Regions from separate parts of the Homo sapiens genome. Here region 2 is linked to region 1. A link is a loop called in an ENCODE intact Hi-C map of the cell type or tissue named here. Cell type or tissue: endothelial cell of umbilical vein. All regions are shown on one strand. Each heading gives the region's core, and the rest is flanking DNA. Links, peaks and the distances in the headings are about the cores only.

Region 1 (2,917 bases), core at 256-2,755:
ACCTACCTGTGACAGTTGCTAATGGTTTTCTAAATTAGTGTCAAATATGATCTTATGAAGGAGTCATTTTTCCTTTAAGATGGTTTATGAAAGGAGTTTTCTGCCAGCACTTTGAAAAACAGAGAAATTCAACCAAAATCTGGTCAATGTTCATGTTGTTCTTCTATTTCAAGACCTGAGCACTTTCAACTACAATCAGTCAACAAATATTTATTAAGTCTGAAAATATTTGCTGTGTCAGGCACTGTGGGTGATGGAGAAGAGGTGGAGTGCATGGATTCCACTCTCAGTGAATTTTCAACCAGCCTACCTCTACAAAGTGATTGACCAATGAGACAAAACCAAAAAATCTATACTCAAGTGATAGTATACAAGAATGACCCCTGCCTCAGAGAATTGTGATGAGCTTCAAATATACCAATAGCGCAAACAGACATACGGACATGTGTGTTTCACAAATTAGTTATCCTACCCCCTAGAAAAAAAAAAAACAGAGAAATGTGAAAGCCAAGACAGCAGGGAGTCACAAAGATCAGGCTATCAACTATAGATGCTATAGAGATTTTGACAAAAAGAATGCCACTATTGACCTTTTAGAGAACTGCTTCTGGAGGGTGATGAAGATCAAAGCCAGTTAATGCAAAGAGTTAGGAAAGGGAAGCACAATTTCGCAAGTATAGCCAATAGGCGTAAATGACACATTTGAGAGGCTTGGGAAGGAGGATGAAGGGAGAAAACTGTAGCGTTTGGTGAAAGTTAGTCTGCTTATTTTTTAAGAAATGGAACTCTGTTTAAATAGCAGGTTTCTCTAGTAAGAGGGTAAAAATTAAAATGTTCTAGAACCTACCATAACTCTAACCTGATGCCAACAGGACAAGTACATGGTCTTGTGTCTCCAAGGAACTCAAAGATAGGTGGAGAAATTCTTTTACCTTTTAATCAAACAGTTCTAAAATAAAAATAAAAATAAAAACTTGCTTCCCTGGGATTTTTTAAAAAATAGCTTAGTTTATTTCATCAGCATTCTATAAAACAAAATAGAGACTGATCTGTTCTATCTGCAAAAAACACAGTTAAGGTACTTTTGACTAGGAACCTATTAATCCTTATTATATTTATTAAGAGTTTATACTTTAAGTCAATAATGACTTATTACATTGGCTTATTACAGCCCTCTTATCACCAAGTAAATGGTATAGGAAGCATAAAAATGTTAATGACAAGGCCTTTGCTCTCAGGAGGTTTTTTAACTCAATAGAGAAGACAAAAAAAATGTATAAATAACTTGCAGATAAAGGGCACTGTGACCAATTTAATAAAAGACTAAAGATATTCATTAAGAGAAGAAAAGAGAAAGAGGCTAATTCTGAACTAGAAGAGCTTAGACAGCTTCTTGGAGGAAAATGGACTTCAGTTGGGCTTTGAAGAAAGCATAAGCACTTCCAAAGCGATTCTGGTGGGGCTACACAGGGGTTGAGGGAGGTACAGTTCCTTTTGATTCCAGGCGGGAGGAGCTAATAAGCAAAGTGAAGAGTAAAAAGGATGGTCATAAACAAAACATCATAACAGTCTTGAAAGATGGTCCAAATACCCACTGTACCAAAACGGACTTCAAAACTCGAGCCCTCTAGATGGAAGATCTGTGCCTCTAGGCCTGTCTAATTCATTTCTGTGTTGTTACTCATGCCACTGTTTCCTAACTTCAATATTTCAGCTCTAGGGCCTATTTTTTTTCCCATTGTACTCATACTGCAGAAAGAGGAAATAACTCATCCAGTGGTGGGGATTTCTTAGCAGGGTTTTGAAGAGGGTTGCTGGGGGTGGCTGACTCTGCCAAAATGTTTCCTTTTTCTCTTGCTGTTTGTCAGATATTGCTGTTGAGCAACACTAGGGAGTGTCATCAACATGCAATCTCATCTGATTTATCTTCCCTTACTCACTCAGACTCAGCCCTTTGCCTCTTTTTTTTTTTCCTGGCTTATTTAGAGTTTCACAACCTCTTACCTTTAACTGCTGAATAAGTGTAAAACATGTGTGTATCTGGCATCAGATATTACAATCTCCAAGAAAAAGTATTCACAGTCAGAGATGGCTGTGGCTACCTAGTATACATCAATATTTTGCTTTGCTGTTATTTCATTTAGAAATTACATTTCCATTTTCCTCACAGATTCACATTCGAAACAATAAATTTTCAAATTTGTATTTTCCTCCAAGTCTCTCCCTTTTGAAAGGTGGATGGCTGAAATAAACATTTCTCTGAGCTCTACAGAGCTCAGAGTGTAAGTCTGTCCCAGAGAGCCATTAAAAAATTCCACACCAATAAACCACTGACGTAAATACAGGCGATGGAATATTTGGGTCTAACAGGATCCTAAAAAGGACTTTCAATCACATACACAGAGAAAATTAACTTCATTGACACATCAAAACTTTTGCAATGTCCTGGAGGCAGGGCCACCATGATTATTCTTCAACCCAACTAGCACAGACAAAGGATCTTATCGCCAAATCAGCCTGACTTCTTCGGGATCGATCAAGAAAACTCACCCTCCTCCCCCAATCTCTCTTCTCTGCACCCATCTTAATATGAAGAAAAATGGTTTGGGTTTTGAGTTGAGGATTCTAGAGCAGAATTTTAGATCTGATTGTTAAATAAATAGTTTGAGCCTAGTGAAAGATATGACTATACTAAAAATGGCTAAATAAAGCAGGTAAGAAAAACAAGGCAGCATATTGATCCTTTCAACAATGTATAGCTTTTATAGACCCTGCCATTCCATGCCAGTGTCTGGACTCACAAACTTTGGGGCAGCAAGCATTTTTAAAGCATTCAGTTGAGCTAAGAAGGACTGTATATGCATTAAAAAGTTTCTAGGACCTGTCTCCATTTCCCTGGATATACTTAACTCTACCT
Region 2 (2,917 bases), core at 107-2,606, 74 kb after region 1:
ACCACACTTTATAAAGAGAAAAATCTTTCTCCCACACCCCAGCACTCCCTCATTTGCTTTATTTTTCTCATAGCACTTTTCACCACCTCACAGAATATGTGTGTGTGTGTGTGTGTGTGCATGTTTCTGCTTTAGAAGAATGTAAGTTCCAGCAAGGGCAAGGACTTTATTCACTACTGAATCTCCATCTCTAAAACAGTATTCGGCACATAGTGAGCACCAGTAAATATTTATTGAGTGGATGAATGCAGGAATAAAGTCTGATGCTCAGAAGATTGATCTTGGCTGAAGAAAATTATGTGGAAATCATCAGGATAAAAACGGTATTACAATCATAATAGACAGGCTTTCTCAGGAAGAAAACACAGAGTTACAAGAGATCTCTGGGCAATTCCAACATTTACCAATCCTTAAATGATGAGCTGTAAAGGAAGAGCCTGCAAAACAATGAGAAGGCAGAGGCAAGGAAGGAGAGGGAGAACCAGAAAATTAGGGGAGTCAGAGGAACCAAGGGAGGAAGCTGAGCTTACAGAAAGTGTCAACAGTGGCAAATGCAACCAAGAAGACAAATAAGGAAAAGGCTAGAAAGTTTCCGTTGTATTTAACAACCAAGATGCCATTATTGACCTGGGTTGAGAGCAATTTGAGGGAGAGGTCAAGATGAGGGCCAGATTTTAGTGGACTTGGGACTGAAAGGCAAGAGAGAAAGGATAAAAAAAAGAAGTAGATGAGGGAGGTAGCTGGAGGGATGCTGGACTAAGAAGAGGGATTTTTCTCAAGATAGTGGAGAATTGAACAAATTTAAAGGTTGGTGGGAACGACACAGTAAAGAGGAAGAGGTTTAAGATAAGAGAAAGCAAAAAGATAATCAACACCGGGAGATCTCTAAAGTACAGGAAGGGAGGTTTCCTTCTTCAGGAAGCCTCCTCTGACCTCTGCCTACCCCTCCTCCTCTCCTTCCTCCATACTGCAGAGCTGGTGTCAAGTGTGCTTAGGTCTATTACTGTGCTTATCCAGGGGAATTGTAACTCGGTTTATGTCACTGTCATGCCACTAGGTTATGAGCTTAATTAGGGAAGGGATGACTTCAGATTCACCTTTTTATCACTAAGAACTAGCACAAAATCTGGTACATAAAAAATAATAAATATTTGATGAATGAATGAATGGATGAAAGAAGCAATAGACAAGCAGACACATGGACAGACAGACTCAATAAATATATGTATAATGCCTACTGTGTGCCCTTGCTCTGGGCTCTGATAATTGACCAGTGCACAAAACAAAACCCATGAACAAGTGAATTGAGGAAAGGACATGAAATTGTGGAAGAAAAAATAAAAACAGTCCAATGAAACATCATGAACCAGCACTTCATAAATTCAAGAATGTTGAGGTTTTAGAAGGGACACCATACTTCTTCACAGCCAATTTCTTTCACGTGGGAAGAGAGGATTTGCTTACCATTTATAAAGATTGAGTATAGCCTTGTTCCCTCATTTCCTGTTTCTCAGGATACTTGTAATCTATGAATCACTTGCTTGAATTTGCCTTTCTCTACAAGCTCTCAAAGGTGGGTTGCACTGTTGCCAGTTTTTACCAAGAGAGATGTATATCCAAGCTTCCAGGGTACAAAGCCCTGACTGTGGTTTACTCCAATGTGCCTTCCCACTCAGGATTTCAGTCATCCTTATGTTCTCCTACCAAGAATAAAGGGAAAAGATGGGAACACACATATGGACATTCCCCTGTAGTCAAGCAACCACTAAGAGCAGGGTATTCGGGGATATTGCTCAAACATTTCCAAACACGAATGTCTATGTTTGAATTATTAGTGCACATCCAGGAAAAACCCAGACCTCACAGACAGGAGTGATTGAGGCACCAACACACAACAACACTACCGTGATGTGATGTCAAGAAACTATTCCAGGTCACTTATGCAAGTGACAGAAAAGTCACCCAAACAAACATATAAAGAAACATGGCAGTCTCTGTGCAGCATTTAAGAATCCACATTGTAAAGACTCTTGGATATCAGATGCTAATCAAACACTCATTTTTTCTCTTTCCTTACTTCCCTTACTGTGGTCAGATTTTCAAAAATAAGAATTGAATCCTTTCTTGACTCTTCTTACTCTGAAACTCAGTTCCTCATCTTGGTTTGGCCCTTTACTTTTATCCAGTTACGCTTTTCTCCCAATGATATTATCCAATTGAGCAATCACTTCTACATAGATTGCTCTCAATTCTTTGGCCATGAGCTCAGACCTGTATTGTAATCTTCTAGCCGGATATCTGGATGTTTCTCCAATACCACAAAACAAACATGTTCAAAACCAAAGTCATCCTCTTCCTCCACAAAACCAGTTCTTCCACTTGACTTTCCAGCTTCTATTAATGGTGCCACTGTTCTACTGGCCAGAAATCTCAATCATCATTGACTCTTTCCTCTCTTTTATCCCTCCCTCTCGTCCATTCTTAAATTCTACAGCAAAGTTATCTAAGACTCATTTCTAATATTTCACTCCCATTTATCCTCCTTAATATTCAACTTTTTGTTTTATTTTCACTACCTCCACTCTAGTTCAAGCTCTTATGTCGTCTCACCTGGACTATTGCAAACACTATTACTGGGAAAATAACATTCCATAATCTGATAGATTTATATTCAAACTCTAGTTTTATTTCTTTCTAGGTGTGTGGTCTTGAGCAATTTTCCCAAACCCTCTAAGCTTCAATTTGCTCCATTAAATGGTGGATCATTTCAGGAGTATATAAGACGATGTAAAGTTAAAGCATTTAGTATATAATAGTTCAATGGATCAATTACTATTCCCCTAAAAAAAAGTGTTCTAATCATGTCCTTTCCATATTCATAAACCTCAAATGACTTCCTTGTTTCTACAAAATAGGA

Evidence for each region. A loop is a pair of places that touch in the nucleus more often than their neighbours do. Peaks named below come from ENCODE experiments on the same cell type or tissue, not always from the same donor. Only the 100,000 strongest peaks of a DNase experiment are listed, where the experiment ranks them.
Region 2: a loop joins it to region 1, with 2.5 times the contacts of the local background. A loop is called at or near these places in 12 of 110 quality-filtered maps.

The regions. Positions count from the first base shown.
Region 1 is chr12:89,161,094-89,164,010 of GRCh38, forward strand. No RefSeq gene overlaps it. Among named protein-coding and RNA genes, the nearest start is that of LINC02458, 140 kb to the left of the region's middle. In endothelial cell of umbilical vein, for the core only: no CTCF peak of the experiment used is centred there; a DNase peak (open chromatin) is centred at 1,818; H3K27ac peaks cover 2,280 bases.
Region 2 is chr12:89,234,937-89,237,853 of GRCh38, forward strand. No RefSeq gene overlaps it. Among named protein-coding and RNA genes, the nearest start is that of DUSP6, 120 kb to the right of the region's middle. In endothelial cell of umbilical vein, for the core only: no CTCF peak of the experiment used is centred there; DNase peaks (open chromatin) are centred at 755 and 1,525; H3K27ac peaks cover 1,531 bases.